Regions from separate parts of the Mus musculus genome. Here region 1 is linked to region 2. The links are chromatin loops, found by intact Hi-C in ENCODE. Cell type or tissue: left cerebral cortex. All regions are shown on one strand.

The links. Peaks named below come from ENCODE experiments on the same cell type or tissue, not always from the same donor. Only the 100,000 strongest peaks of a DNase experiment are listed, where the experiment ranks them.
Region 1: a loop joins it to region 2, with 7 times the contacts of the local background. A loop is called at or near these places in 21 of 42 quality-filtered maps.

The regions. Positions count from the first base shown.
Region 1 is chr8:84,359,652-84,367,651 of GRCm38, reverse strand. It overlaps a transcript of Cacna1a not described here. Among named protein-coding and RNA genes, the nearest start is that of Gm23626, 17 kb to the left of the region's middle. In left cerebral cortex, a CTCF peak has its summit at 3,743 (motif pointing left); a DNase peak (open chromatin) is centred at 3,746.
Region 2 is chr8:84,550,653-84,558,652 of GRCm38, reverse strand. It overlaps Cacna1a (calcium channel, voltage-dependent, P/Q type, alpha 1A subunit), which reads right to left. Exons shown (of 47, transcript NM_007578.3): 16 at 5,523-5,640; 17 at 5,324-5,391; 18 at 1,843-1,949. Among named protein-coding and RNA genes, the nearest start is that of Gm32854, 34 kb to the left of the region's middle. In left cerebral cortex, a CTCF peak has its summit at 4,170 (motif pointing right); DNase peaks (open chromatin) are centred at 3,803, 4,184, 5,475, 7,212 and 1 more place; H3K27ac peaks cover 1,658 bases.

The DNA.
Region 1 (8,000 bases), 190 kb after region 2:
GTAGAGCAGAGAGGCTTCTCCCAGAAGTCACTCTCAGGGCCAGGGCAGCAGCTCTGCTTTCTGTAACCACAGAGCCACACCCTGGTCCCAGGCCTTCCCACTCAGCCGTGTGCTCTACTTACCTGGTCAGATGTGGAAATCCAAGATGCACTTAAAAAATGGTTGGCTCTCTGGGTCTACAGACTCAACCATCTGGAGATTGAATGTATCTAGGAGGGGAAATGGCCCCTGTGCTAAACACACACCGGGTGAAATAAGAGCAAAAACAAAACAAAACAACAAAAAATCTGCTAGGTTTTGTTTGGTTTGTTTTTGCAGAGCTCTAGGATTTCAAACACCTTTTAATGTGATTACTTTCTTTCTGTCTGCTACAATCATCTGAAATCAATTCAGAGAAGGGGGGATCCCTTGCCTTCCCTGGACTGTGGAGGACTTATGAGGCCTGGTGTGGATTTCACCTGCCCAGCTTTCTACTTCAGCTGCATCCTGTCACTTGAAGTCCCCTTAGTGTGTCTGGGATGGGCACACAAGTTCTAAGTAGATTCGCCATCATATTCTGGAAAGGGGTTGAGCATCTGTGGCTGGGGTCCCTTCCCTATACCTGCAAATGACATCACTTCTAGAATATGGATGCTCTGGATGCATCTGAGACCCAGCAAGGGACCTGGAAGGATCAGGGAGCTTTCTCACAAGAAAGCAACTGCTCTCTACTGGCTGGGATGCGACCATCTCGGTATCTGAACAATCATCTAGACTGTGCTTCCTCACGGGAAGCCACTGGACCTCAAGGAATGAGAATCCATACTGGAATCAGACCAGGATTACTCTGCTCCCAGGAAGCTCTGGGCATGCTTTGCTTTTGATCTGTTTGTGTTGAACTGTGTTTTCACCCCAAAGTGGATTTGTGACATCCAAACTGCAAATGAAGAGCTAGAGAGAGCCTCAGATGAGCATAAGTGGGAGAGGGTAAGGCACTGAATATGGGTTAAAGTACACAGAAGTGTGACCTCGGCTGGGGAAAGGGCACAGATGCCAAAATTCTTATGAAGACATGAGTCTGAGATTCAGAACATACATTTAAAAAGGAGGAGGAGGAGGAGGAGGAAGAGGAAGAAGAAGAGAAGGAAGAAGAGGAAGAGGAGGAAGAGGAGGAAGAGGAGGGGAGGGGAAGGAGGAAGAGGCAGCAGCACAAAGCAACAGAGCTGGAGAAGTGGCTCGAACACTAAGGATGTTGAGTTTGGTTCCCAAAACTCATGCAGGGTGTGGCTCATAGCATATCTAACTCCAGTTCCAGAAATCCAGTGACCTATCCTGGCCTATTTGGGGACTCATTCTTGTGCACAAATCCATGCACAGGAATACACATATACACATTAGAAGGGAATGAAAGAACTTGAGAAATGGCTCAGAGGTTATAAGTATTTGCTACTCTTGCAGAGGACCCAGGTTCAGTTCCCAGGTCCACACAGAGGCTCATAACCGTCAGTAACACCATTTTCCAGGGTTTCTGGTGCCCTCTTCTGACCTCTGCAAAAATCAGGCATGCATTCAGTACAAATACACACATGTAGGCAAAAGTCTCACATACATACATACATACATACATACATACATACATACATACATGTATATATAGGCAGGTCAGGTCTAGCAAGGTGGCTCAACGGATAAAGGAGTCGCCTACCAAAACTGAGGGTCTGAGTTTGAACCCCAGGATCTGCGTGATGGAAGGAGAGAATGACTTCAAAAAGTCCCCCAACCTCCACATGTGTACCCTGATATGCAACCTCATAAACACAAAAAATATAAATGTAATAATAAAAATAATAACAATGATGATTATAAAAGCTAGGCAGGGTGGCACAAGTGTGTAATCTCAGCACTGGGGCTGTGGAGACAGGCAGAGCCCTTGGGGTCACCAACCAGCCAGCCCAGCCTCATGAACAAGTTCTAGGTCAGTCAGAGACCCTGCCTCAAAACCTAAGTGATAGGCGTTGTAAGCTCAGAATCGTCCTGTGCTGGTGGTGAAAGCCAGGGAGAGACGGGCCAGCGTAAGCTCATGGACCCCACAAAGAGGAAGGATGGATCAGCACTGTTATAGACTTGAGACCTAAGGCACAAGTGAATCCTACATCAAAAGTCCTATGCCAGGAGGGAGACTTCAGGGACATGTGCTTGCAAGACACTTAGGAGCCAGCATAGAGCATGGAGAGCCTGCCAGGCACTGGGGGGGGGGGAGGGACACCCCAGAGCCTCTGTAGACCTTCCTTTGTGGCTTGAAGCCAAGGCCACTATTCAAAGGACAAAAAGAGGGTCTCTCTGCCCTGCAAGCCAGCCAGCTGCACTGGAGAAGCAGCGCCCTGGGACCAGACCTATTTCTTTTTAATATCAACTAGGCTAGAATTGTTCAACCTTCCTTCCCTTAAAAAAAAAAAGAAAGAAAGAATAGAAAGAAAGCGTTCTGATTCCTAAGCAGGTCCTGTCTAAAAGCCAGGTTTCATCTCTTTTCTTTTCCTTATGGAGACGAGGCCCTGAGACCATTTGTCCCTTCTGCCTGGTACAGAGAATGTACGCCAAGTGTCTTTGAGCCCACACTGTAGAGAAGCTGCCGCCTGAGGCTGCAGAGAAGAATCAGTGCGGAAAGCCTTCTGAGCATGAGGACCTGAGCTTCATCCCCAGGACCCATGGAAAAAGCCAGACATCTTGCAGCCTTGTATCCCTAGCATGGGGAGGGGGAGGGGGAGGGGAGACCGGAGGATCCCAGGGTTGCTGGGGCTGCAGAGCAGACAGCTAGCCTAATGATGAGCCCCAGGACCCAATGAGAGACTTGTGTTAAAAACCAGAGTGGAAGCCAGGCATAAATGGCACATGTCTTTAATCTCAACACTCAGGAGGCAGAGGCAGGTAGATTTCTGTGAGTTCAGGTCGGCCGGGTGTACATAGTGAACAGCACAGCCAGGGTTACAGAGAGAGACCTTTCTTTAAAAACTAAAACAAAACAAAACAAAACAAAACAAAACAAAACAAAACAAAACCAGAGTGGAGGTCTCCTGAGAAATTATGCTTGTGATTGACCTCTGACCTCCACATGCATGCTCACGTGTGTATACACGCCTGCACGCACAAACATGTATAGACCCACGAACAAAAGGAAATGTTTGCCACCCAGAGCTGGATGCTATCGCTGTCTCAACTTTACAGACAAGGAAACCAGACCATAGAGAGGACGAGGTTTTCCGCTCTCAGGGTCAGCCGCGTAGACCCTGATAGACCTGGGATTCAAACTCTGTCCACATGCCAGGCGAGAGTCCAGCCACTAAGACAGCCACAATCCCTTGCAATTGATCTTGGAAGTTTTTCCTTTATTATTATTGTGTATGTGAGTGCTCTCACACCTGAGCCACAGCATGCAGAGAGGGTTCAGACGGTAATGTGGAACCGTGTCGCTCCTGGCACATTTACACAGGTTCCAGGAATTGAATTCAGGTCTCCAAACTTGTGCATAAAGCCCAGCTAGCCTGCCTGCAACTGATCTTTACCAGATTCATTTCGCATTTAAAAAGAACTGGTTTGTGTGAGGACTGGTATGGTGAGAAATGACGTCTTGAGGGCTCTGCGACCAGTGTCTCAGAACACTGCTCCCTAAAGCTGGGAAGCGAAAGGCCAGGAGACACAACCTGGGATCTGCGTTTTCGGCTTCTGAGGCCTGGTACCTGCTCAGCTCGTGGACCACAGCGCCTCCTGGTGGTCTGCCACAGAACCTTCAAGCGGGAACCCGGCGGTTCTAAACCACTGGTCCGCAAACGCAGTTCCTAAAAGGTTCTAAAGGATGCATTTTTCAACACGGGGAGCCAGACAAACACACACAGTTCCGCTGTTTGAGGTAAAATTATCGCCAAATGTTCCCGGGAGTAAGGAAATGGTGTCTCATAAAAACACTAAGGGGGATGATGCTGAGGAGACAGCTCACACAGTAAAGCGCTTGTTACACAAGCTTAGGACCTGAGAACCAATGTAAAATTCCAGCAGTGGCAGGCAGTGTGTGCTGGGGCTAAACCAACAAGGCTCATAGTTAAGAGCGCTCCCTGCGGGCTGGAGAGAAGGCTCTGGCGGTTGAGAACACTAACTGCTCTTCCGGAGGTCCTGAGTTCAATTCCCAGCAACCACGTGGTGGCTCACAACCATCTGTAATGGGATCTGATGCCTCTTCTGGAGTGTCTGAAGACAGCCACAGTGTTCTCATATAAATAAAATAAATAAATCTTTAATTTAATTTAATAAATCTTTAATTTAAGTCTCTCAGACTTAAATTTTAAAAAGCCCCCCTCTGGGAAGTGAGGCAGAGCTCACCGCAAGGTCTGCTGGTGACCTCCTTGGGCACCTGGGGAAGGTCACCAAGGTTGTCCTCTGGCTCAGCACACACCTGCATGCAAACATACACATATCTGCAGTCATATGCATCTCCACACACTGACCGTGAATGTCCAGGTAAGTACTCATAAAACTCCTAAAGTCTGGACTGCTGAGATGAGCCCCGAAGGCTACATGCTGAAGCCCGTGCTGGTGTTCGGGAGTGATGGATGGGACCAGTGAGGGGTGGGGTCTAGTGAAGAAACTGAAGTCACAGGGGATTGACCCCCAACAGGGATTTAGAACCCCGATCCCTCTCTCCTCCCAGAATACCTCTCAGTGAGTTCTGCCTCACCATATGCAACACACCATGACGTGCCTCATCACAAATACAGCCCAGAAACTGAAGCTGGTGAGCATGGACTGCAGCCTTGGAAGCTGTGAGTCTGCAGCACAGGTTAGTAATAACATCACCTGAAAACAGCTAAAAGAAAGGATTTCAGCTATTCGCTCCCTGCGGTATGTCTAAAGTGATAGTTATCATAGCTCACCGGCTTCTCCCTCATTTCTCAGTGAGCTCAGGTGGATTCAGGCTCCCATGCACATGTGGATCTGGTGGCCATCACAGGCTTCACTAGACAGAGAGTGAGTCAGCAACAGTGGAGCTTTCTGGAGGGTCTGGGGATGGAGCCTCAGGCTGCAAGGATGCTAGGCCAGCACCCCACCACTCCTATCCCCAGCCCATCCATGCAAGTTTAAGAAAAAAGTGGGGGCGGGGGAGAGAGAGATCTGGAAAGATGGCTCAGTGATTAGGACCACTGGTTGTTCTTCCAGAGGACCTGGGGCTAAAGTCACAGATGGTTATGAGCTGCCATTGTGGTTGCTGGGAACTTCTGGGGTTTGAATAAGCATGGCACACAGACATGCATATAAAATAAATACTTTTAAACGTTAAAAGAATTAATTCCTATATCCTTGAAGAGCTTACAGATATGGTTTCAAGATTCTATTTCTTCTATAGTTTCCTGTAAGAGTAAGAAATTATTGAGCTGGTGGAGTGTGGTGGGCTGTGTATATAATGCCAGCATTCCAGGGGCTGAGGTAAGAGGATCTAAGACCTGCCTGGGCTACACAGTGAGGCTGTCAAAGGGTGGTGGGAAAACTAGACAGAATCAGGCGTTGGGGGCACATCTGCAGTCCCAGCACTGGGTACCAAGCAGGAGGGTCACTCAGTGCCAGACCAGCCTGGGCTGTAGACTGACACCCTGTCTCAAAAGGAGGGAAGGAGAGACTCCACTCATCCTAAGAGACACCAAACAGTACTGATCTAATTTGCTTGTCAACAAAGGGTAGCCAGAACTGATGATGGAGGATCTCAGTCATTGCCCAGGTGGCTAACCTTGCTCCTTAGCTCCAAGGTGAAACTCCAGGTGGGGAGTTTCAGCCACAGGACCACAGAAGCAGCTCAGATAACCCAGGCACACACTGTAGGACCCACTGGGGGTCTCTTTCTCCTCTCTCCTCACTCCTCTCCTTCCTCTCCCCTCTCTTTCTCTTCCCTCTTTCTTTCTCTCTTCCTCACTCCCTTCCTTCTTTCCTTCCTTTATTTTACAAAGGATTTGAGTGTGTGAGTGAGTGTGTGTGTGTGTGTGTGTGTGTGTGTGTGTGTGTGTGTGTGTGTGTGTGTGTGTGCTCACTGATACCCTTGGAGACCAGATCCCTTGGAGCTGGAGTCACAGGCATTTGTGAGCCACCTGAGGGGAGTGCTGCGATCTGAACCCCAGTCCTTATGATTGGGAAGAGTTCATGACCACTGAGCAAACCCTTAGCCTGCCTCAACAACCCCTTTATCTCTTTATGTTTTTAGAGAGAGGTTTGGTTTTGTTCAGTTGGAGGAGGGGTTGTTTTTTGAGACAAAATTTCATAGCCCAAGCTGACCTTCAGTTTTCTATGTAGCCAAGAACTCCTACCTCTGCATCTCCAATGCTGGACTTACAGATCTGCATCACCCACCACACCTGGGTTTCTGTGGTGCTGGGGTAGAACACAGGACCTAGTACAAGCTGGGCCAGTGCTTCACCAAGACACAGCACCGGTCTTTGGGGGGTTTTGTTTGGTTTTTCTTTAAAACAGGATTTTGCTCTGCAGACCAGGCTGGCCTGAAATTTTCTATGTAGTTGAAGATGATCTTGAATCTCTGATCCTCCTGCCTCCACTTCCCAGCTGCTGGGATGGCAGGAGTGGGCTTACCATGCCGGGGGAAGAGCAAGGGAAACGGAGAGCAGAGAGGGCTTTAAACAACAGAAAAGTTTAGTGAAACCTGAAATTCCAGCAATTCTGACTTAGAATATAATCTCCAAAGAACTGAAGGGGGTGTCCGAGGGGACACTTGTATACCCATGCTTAGTGTGGCTTCATACACAGAAGGGAGCCAGCATGAGTCCCATTGCTAGGTGGGCAGGTAAGAGGTGCAACAGTCTAGAGATACAAAGGAATATTACTCAGCCTTAAAAGAGAAAGATGGACTGGGAGGATGGTTCAGTGGTCAATTCTCGGACATGAGGACCAGGCATAGTGGTGCACACCTGAAATCCCAGCACTGGGAGGTCATGGGCTCCCTGAGGCTCCCTGCCTGACCAGCCTTGGCAAATTCCTGATCAGACAAGAACACCTGAGGTTCACCTTCACACACACACACACACACACACACACACACACACACACACACGAGGCAGACAAATCCACACACAAAGGAAGGGAACTTTAGCCCAGCCTGGTAGCACACACCTGCAATCCCAGCACTTGGGAGGCAGAAGAAAGGGGAAAGGAGAGGAGGGGAAGAGGGGAGGGGAGAGCCAGTAAGGACGTCCTGATATGGTTACTCCACAGCACAGACGATCTAGTCAGAGCGATGGCTACTCAGAGACTCCATTCCTAGGAGCTCCTAGATCAATAGCCTCAAGGGCCAGTGGCCAGTGCTGTATAAGGGACCCACTTCCAGATCTGGGTCTGGATTTTGATGTTTCTGAAGCCACTGCTTGTTCAGCTGTGTGCTCTGTGTACTTCTCCATCATAAAAACAGAGCTGATGATCAAACATAGCACAGAGCATCACCCACATCCCCACCCCCCAAAGAGATCAGGTCGTGTGCGTTAGAGATGGACTGAAGTTTATAAAGGCAGTTAAGGGCTGAGATTTGCTTTTAAATTCTCAGAAAATAAGGGGGGGGGCATGGTCTTGTGGCCTGAGCCTGAAGATCCTAGTGAGTGTTGAATGTGATCATAGACTTGTGGGGTTCCAGCAACTTATACTGCACTGAACATGTCCAGAATAAGACAAAGAAGAACCCAGAGGGAAGGCAAAGTCCACAGCAGGAGGTTAGCTGCAGTTGAACTTGGAGCCAATGTCTCGTTCCAGTTACCACAAGTGCTCTGAGGACATTTGAGAATGAAAGCTTGCTCTAAGCTTCCTGCTCATAAGGGCCTTGCTGCAGGGGAAGCCACAGCAGAGTCTGTGGCAGCCACTCACACTGCACCTCCAGGGAAGAGCAGAGAGGGATGACTGAGGCCTGTGTGCTGGCCCTCTGTCTGCTTTCTCCTTTTTACAGTTTGGGGACCCATGAAGGTCAAGAAAGGAAGCCATCTGCAGGG
Region 2 (8,000 bases):
TATAGACACATGGGCTAACGCGAAGTGGCACACTTTAGGGGGCAGGGTCTACTTGGAGGAAGTTAGGTTATGAAGAACTGCCTCTGAACGGGATATTGGGCCGCCCTTGGCACCTTCTTTCTCTCGGCTTCTCCAGCACCTTGAGCTGTGCAGTTTGGGTTTTCATTAAAATACCCTGCCTCACTACAGGCTCCCATTGTCACACTACCAGAGTTCAAGATTCTACCAGTGAGGGGCTGGTTGTGTGGCTCAGTGACGGAGGCCTTGCCTGCCTACCACAAATGAATCCCTGGGTTCCATCCCCAGTGCCAGAATGAATGAAAGAACAATCCAACAAACGAACAAACACACAATTTAAATGGCAGCACATGAAGCCATCTCCGATCCTTTTCTTCTGGGTGGTGAGCAGCTGGGGTGTGCAGGTTCGAGTCATGGGCACCCCTGGAGGAAAGCAGTTGGCTGTGCATGCCTTTGCCCTGCCATAGCCACTCCCACTAGCCATCAGCAGAGATGTGGCTCTGAATGTGGGTGTTCCTGAGCCTCCCTTTAACTAAGACACTTTCCAAGTCACTGCCTCTGATTCACCAGTGAAGTGTCTGCTCTTCCCTTAGAATCTGTCTTGAATCGCAGCTGCACCCATGACCTTGCCCAGTCATCTCTTTTGCCTGAGCCAGCCCAGGTTCTTGAGTCTGACCTTCAGGTACACATAAGATCCCCACCCCACTACATTCTATTACCACAAGAATAATTAGAGGGTATCTGAGTCTGGTCTTAAACCTCCACTGCTCAAGAACTCTCTCTGGCTGTAACTTAACTGGGGAACAACAACTCTTGGAGCCCAAGCACAAGTTTTTCCTGTGGTCTAGCCTTGCCTATTCTGTTCCCTTCCCTACATTTTCCTCTAAGTCTGTCTCTCACTCACTCTTTTTCAGCCATGCTAGTCTCTTTCCCATTCCTGGAACACCCCTGCCTCCGAGCCTTGCCTCCTCTCTCATTTCCTTCAAAATTTGTTTCTTTTTAGGCAAGGCCTTTTGTCATGCTTTGAATATGCTTGGCCCAGAAGGCACTATTTGGAAGTGAGGCCTTGTTGGAGTAGCTATGTCACTGTGGGTGTGGACTTTAAGAACTTCATCCTAGCTGCCTGGAAGTCAGTATTCTGCTAGCAGTCTTTGATGAAGATGTAGAACTCTCCATCCTCCTGTACCATGCCTGCCTGGATGCTGCCATGTTCCTGTCTTGATGATAATGGACTGAACCTCTGAACCTGTAAGCCAGCCCCAATTAATTAGTTGTCCTTATAAGAGTTGTCTTGTTCATGGTGTCTGCTCACAGCAGTAAAACCCTAATGAAGACACCTTTCCTAACAAGTTTGTTTTCTGGAGACAGCATCTCACTATGCCTAGTCTGGACCTGGCTGTTCTTGAACTCACACAGATCTGCCTGTCTCTATCTCGAATGAGGCATGTGCCAGCACCCCTGGCTATAAAGTCACATCTGTGGGGCTGCAGTGAAGCCTGGCTCAAGTTCTGCACTCCTCAGCTCCCTGCCCCTTCCCAGATGCTTCCTGGAGGTTCCACAGGGTATAATTTACTTACTTGTCTTGCTTATTATTTATTATTTCTCTGACTTGAACAGCTACACAACAGTGCCCCTCCCTGACATGGATGCTGCCTTCCCAGCAGTTACAACAGGACCAGGCTCATTGTAGGTGTTCATTAAATACAGAGTGAAAGGGGACGAGAAAGCAAAGGTGCCGACCTCTCCCAGGCTCAGCAGTTAGGGGCCACGCTAACTCTCCCCACATCCTTGCCTGGGTGGCGCTTAAGGCTTGGGGATACTTACACGGCTATGGACATGTTGGCTGCAGACAGGGGACTCACTTCTGCTACCTCCTTGGCTTTCTGTAGAGCCAGCTTCTGATTGGCTGCCTCTTCCTCTTCTTGCTCATCCTGGAAGGTAAGTGGGATTCTTGTTCACAAGAACAAAGGGCCTGGCGGGGGTGGGGGGCACTTCCCACCTCCAGGGGGGGATTTCCCACCTCGCTGCCAGCTGGGGCAAAAGTGAAGTACTGAGAAGTAACTTCAGCTTGGACCTTCACCAGTTAGAACCAAGCCCCCCACCCCACCCCCCACCCCCGTCAGACTGGGTGGTGAAGTATACTGCCATTCCCGTGTGGTCATGCTGGCTTGCTAGCTTATTAACCTTGGTAGCCCAAGCTGGTTTGGAACTTGAGATGGTCTCAGCCCAGCCTCCCCAGTACTAGAATAACAGGCACATGCACGCATGCCTGGCTACCCTGCCTCTGTTCCCCCAACTGTGTTTCAGGTTTTATGCTAGCTGGAACAGAGCTCTGTCCCTGAGCTGCACTCCCAGCCCTGTGTCTGTAGGTGTTCTGTGCTTTACAGGTCGTTTAAGTGCTCAGAATCCGCTCCCTTCGACATCCCCAGAGGCAGAGCCGTAGGTTCCCCAACTGTCAACAGCCCAAAGGCAGTCTGGGGTTTATAAGATCTATCCGCAGCCCCAACTGTGGGAAGATGGGGAGAGAGGGGTTGGCTTATGGTTTCAATTCATGGCCTAGGTGGTTGGGGACTTAAAGTCATTTCACTATGTCGCAGAAAAGCCCTCAGTTGCCCAGTGTGGTGCAGGTGATGAACGCCATTAATCCTAATGCTCAGGAGGTAGAGGCAGGAAGTTCTCTGTGAGTTTGAGGCTAGCCTGGTCTACATAGTGAGTTCAAGGTCAGCTAGGGCTACAAATTGAGACTCTTTGTTAAAAAAAAACAAAAAAATTGAAAGAAAGGAAGAGAGAGAGAGAGAGAGAGAGAGAGAGAGAGGGAGAGAGAAAGAAAAGAAAAACCCATCAATGGAAAGACAAAGAAAAAACAAGGAGGAAAGAGATAAAACCAAACCCACCAATAAGAGAAGCTATGGGGACTGCCCCCACTTTCTAAGCTCCCCTGGAACAGAAGTAACCTGCACCTTAATCACTGTCAGTGACAGGAGACAGGGTTCCCTGATGTCAGGCACCGTGTCCAGCATCTTTTAGACCCAGGTGGTTGGAACATTGGTCTCAGCCACACTGAAAACGAATGTTTCCCGGCCCCGGCAGCACCTGCAGACCCAGGGCTGCCTTCGGGATCTACACTTTCAGCCGGCAGCTGGGTGGGTGTGAAGCACATTCAGGTTTAATTGTCTCGTGTGCAGTGGAGAAAACCACAAGGTTCAGATTCAGCCAGGGTGAAAATCCCAGCCATAACCACTTATTGCTGTGTGACCCTCAGTAAAATCTCTCCATTTCTCTGTGTCTCTTCTTCATGACCAAGCTTCCAGGACTCCCTGACTCAACCCACTGCACTATTCCCTTCAGCACTAACAAACAGTGCTTTTAAAAATGCATCTGATTTCTGGCCTGCCTCTACAACCTGAATCCTGTCCTCCCAGGGCAGGGACTGTTGTCTGTCTGTCTGTCTTGCTCACCGTACTCTCCCTGGCTTCGAGCCTGTGCTCACTGTTGGTAGTCAATCCATGATTACGGATGAGGCATGGTATCTGTAAAATGTAGCTCAAACAAGTCCCTTCCTTTGCTTGGGGATTACAATGGTGTGAGCCACATGTACAGTGGATGAAGGGGAAGACGGGGGTCTGCAGGGGGATGGCTGCCTTCACTTTGGAGTGTAGCTGGCCTGTCTTCCCATGCCAGCCTCCTGTGTCTTGGATGAGCTCATGGCTGGATCGGACTGTGGTGACACATGCCAGCCAGCTTCATGGTGGCTGAACTCTTGGCTTTGTGCCTGGGGTGGGAGACTTCCGCTTTTCCCTGCCGGAGGTGGGGCTGGGAAATTCTCCCTCCCTCCTGCCAGGGCAAACAGATGGAAGCTTGGCAGCCCCTACCCCTGTAGCCTTGCAGTCCTGGGTTCTGAGGCACTGGGGAGGGGCTCCGGGGCTGGGAGGAAGACTCTGCCTGCAAGCATTGTGTGTTAATTCTGCAGAGCCAGCCGTGGCTGCAGGAAAGATGGTCTCTGTCCCTGACACCTCAAGACTGCACAAACTGCGGTTTCTCTATGTTTTCTCCTCCAAGGCCGATGAGCCCAGCTCTGGCACATGGGCCCCACTCATCACCACCTTGTCCAGGGTTTTCTGCGCAGCCCATAATCTGGCTGCTCTGTTCACAGCCACCAGGGGGCGTGAGCTGCTTTGCAGAAAGCAGGGTTTCCTCCCCCAGGCCTGACTGGCATGGACCTGAGGACACTTAGGATGCCGGAGGATGCCTTGAGGGGCACGTGATGCCAGCTTGTCCCCAGATAATTCAGCGTCACTGAGTAGGAATGAAACCTGGGCTTCATCTCACCCGGTGACTTTTCTTCCCGAGTTCCTGCCCCAGCTCTTCTCTGCCCTTTGTAGGGCTCCATCTTTGCTCTTGCAGTTCCTGGTGTATGGCACTGGCATCTACCTTCCCTGGCCTTGGCTTTCCCACATGTGGTGTGTGTGTGTGTGTGTGTGTATACACACACACACACACACACACACACACACACACACACACATGCATATCTTTTTTTTTTTTTTTTTGAGGGAACACAGGTTCTTTATGTGGCACGCGTCTTAAACTTTCAATCCTCCTACCTCAGTTCTGTGCTCAGTCACACACCACCACGCTGGCTGCATGATGCTTTAAGTAGTGGCCATACCATCTGCGACCATGGATCTTTTCTTTCTGACCCTCAGTTTCCCCTTCTCCGAAGGAGGACTGGAGTGGAGCCTGGCACCTGGACCACAGCTCTGTACTGTTGTCCCTTGGAAGGCCAGCCTGAGGGCATTCCATCTGGCTAGTTCCTCAGCACAGGGTCACAGGTGGAAACATAAGCCTGCAGACCCACCCTGTCTTCCCAGCCAGGTAACCTGTGCACCTTGTCTCGAACCTCCTATCAACTGTCCCCTGGCATGCTCCCTGTGGAAGTCAGAAGGAGGGTGATTTGGGGGAAGGGGCAACCCTTGTCACTGTGTCTGAGCCTTGCTAGCTCCAGCTCTGCCAGAGGCCCTACCAAGTCACTCCTTGCCCCATCCTTTGGCTGGCAGCAGTGCCCATTATCCTGAAAGTCCTTATTCCTCAAGCCTTTGGGTGCAGGCTCAATATCTGTCCTCAGAAGCCACCTTACTGTCCCCTTCCCCTTCTGGGCTACAAACTATCTTGATCAGGGATGGCATGGCTCCAGGAGAGGTGCCCAGTGCTCCCATCCCCAGCAAGAGCCCTGACCCAGCCCCCACATCCCTCCAAACCCTGCTGTCATGATCTGCCATGAGCAGGTGGTTACTGTGCCCTCCACCTTGGTGAGCTCCTGGGCATTGGCCAGGTTGTCCACTGCGATGGCCAAGAACACGTTCAGCAGGGTGTCTGTATGTCGAGTCAGGGAAAGCAGCTGATGGAAGGAAGCTCACGGCCTGGTGGGGCTGGTGGAGCCTGGGCATTTGGGTCCCGCCTGCTCCACCCACACCCAGTCTGTCCCTGGTGCCCACGAAGGATACAGTTCCCGAAGAGGGTGAGGACGATGAAGTAGATGGAGAACACCATGCCGCCCTGCACGCCCCCCTGAGACTTGATCCCATCATACATGACCTCATTCCAATCCTCGCCAGTCAGGATCTGAAAGATAGGGACAAACACACAGCCAAGCCCCTCTCAGCCACCAGCTCATTGGAGCCACAGCTTCGGCCATGTCTGTCAGCCCAACCCCAGCCCAGGTCTTCTGGAGCCCTTGTGAACTTCTATCTCTGTGCCTGTGGCTGGGGGTTCTCAGCTTGGCTGTGGGAAATAGGGGATATGGGTGTCTCAAGGCTTTTGGTGACCCGTCTTTTCTGATGTGACACAAGTGTTAGCTCTGGACTAAATGGGTCCCTGTCAAGCTCCAAGGCAGAAGCTCAGCTCAGAGTGAGTTGGTATTTGGCAATTTAGCGAGACCCTGTCTCTAACAGCAAACAACAATTTAAAAAGGCACCGATTCTGGGGATGGAGCTGGGTGGCAGAGTGCCTGCCTAGCTCACATTTGCCAATGGTTATTGGACCTTCTAAGAAGTACCTGGGGTGACATGGGGTCAAGAGGGTGAAGCCTGTATTCCGGCTTGGAGGAGGAGGAGGGAGAGAAGGAGGAGGAAGAGGAAGAAGGAAGAGGAAGAAGAGAAGGAAGAGGAAGACAGAGGTTTGGGGATGTAGCTCAGAAGATGTAGCAAGTGTAGAGCATGTGTTTAACATGTACAAAGTCAGGATTTCTATCCCCAGGACCACATAAACCAGGCATGGTGGCACAAGCCTGCCATACCAGCACTGGGGAGGTGGGCATGAGAATGAGTTGAAGGACAGCCTTAGCTATACAGCTAGCATGAGGCTAGCCTGGGCTATATGAGATTCTCTGTCTGTCTGTCTGTCTGTCTGTCTCTCTCTCTCTCTCACACACACACACACATGCCATAGTGTTAGTGTGAAGACCAGAAGACAATATGTACGAGTCCGTTCTCTCCTTCTACCACATGAGCACCAGAGATAGGACTCAACTTGTCAGACTTGGGGATAATCATGTTTGCCTACTGAGACATGTCATTGATCTGCCTGCCTGCCTGTCTGTCTGTCTGTCTGTCTGTCTACCTACATACCTACCTATCTATCTATTGTCAGGGTCCCACTATGTAGACTAGGGATTAAAGGCCTATATCACCATACCCAGCCCTCCTGTCTTTTAAAATGAAAACAACAAAACAAAACAAAACAAAAAACCACTACCCCAGTTTCTTTCCTTCTATTTACAGTCTCCTGAGGATAAAGGAAATAGGAAAGAACTCCTCTGCTATGGCCAGGCTTCTCAGCCTGGCACTGCTGGTCCAGGGTGGGTCATTCTCTGGGAGGAGCAACCCATGCCTGCCCAGTGCTGAACATCCCTGGCCTCTGATAACCAGATGCCAATGTCATCTGCTTACCCCAAATAGGTATGACCATCAGCAGGGTCTGCAGACAATCAATCAGCAGGGTCTGCAGACAATCAATCAACAGGGTCTGTGACAATCATCGGGGTCTGCAGACCATCAACAGAGTCTGCAGACACTGTCCCTGTCCTGGGAGGAGCTTGGGCCTGCCAATCATCTGCTCTCTGGCTCTGGGTGTTGCTTCACAGCTGTCTTCTCTCAAGCCAGCCTGGCAGTCGCATTTAGAAACTGCCAGCTTTTTAAGAAAAGGAAGGATGGAGGCCATATTCTCTACATAGTCTGTTCTCTCCCAAAGAAAAAACCTCAATCTGAGTATGTTAGAGATCTCTGATCGGCCACTCTCCAAGCCTCAGTGAAGGAAGCAAGCCGTCTTGTCCTGGAACACGTGGAGACTCCTGCTTCGAAGATGGGTAGAGGTATCAACCAGGCCTTTCCCTTTTTGTTTTGTCTTGTTTTGGGTGGGATCTCATAGCCTGACCTTGAACTGGAGTTCCTCCAGTCTCAGCCTCCTGAGTGTTAGGATTACAGGTGTGTGACATTACCCTGGGCTCTCTTTTCATTTTGGCTTCCCTTCTTCCTTCCTCCCCCCCCCCTTATGTCTTTCTATCTGTCTTTCTTTTCTCTTCCTCAGTGTCTCATGTAGCCCAGGCTGACCCCAAACTCATTGTAAACTGAGGATGACCTTACATCCTCTTGCCCCAGCCTCCATGTCCTGGGACAATAGTCCAATGTGCGTCATGCCTAGCCAACTTTGCTGGTTGCATTCTGATACTTAAGAACCTGGAGCCCTGGAGGGATGTCTTATCTTAGGGAAGCCAATTCCTGGACATGGGGAAGAATTGAGTGATTGTTCTTCTGATGGAGATCAGCTTCCCCTGACACCTCCTTCCAGTCCTTCCAGCGTGGGGCAGACAGTCCACTTCACCTTCGCAGGGAAACCTCAAGCAAGGCTCTTCTGTACCTCGACTGGCCCGGGTGCTTTCCTGTGTGGCCCTGTATGGCAGCCTATATGCTTTTTCTTTGTGTTTG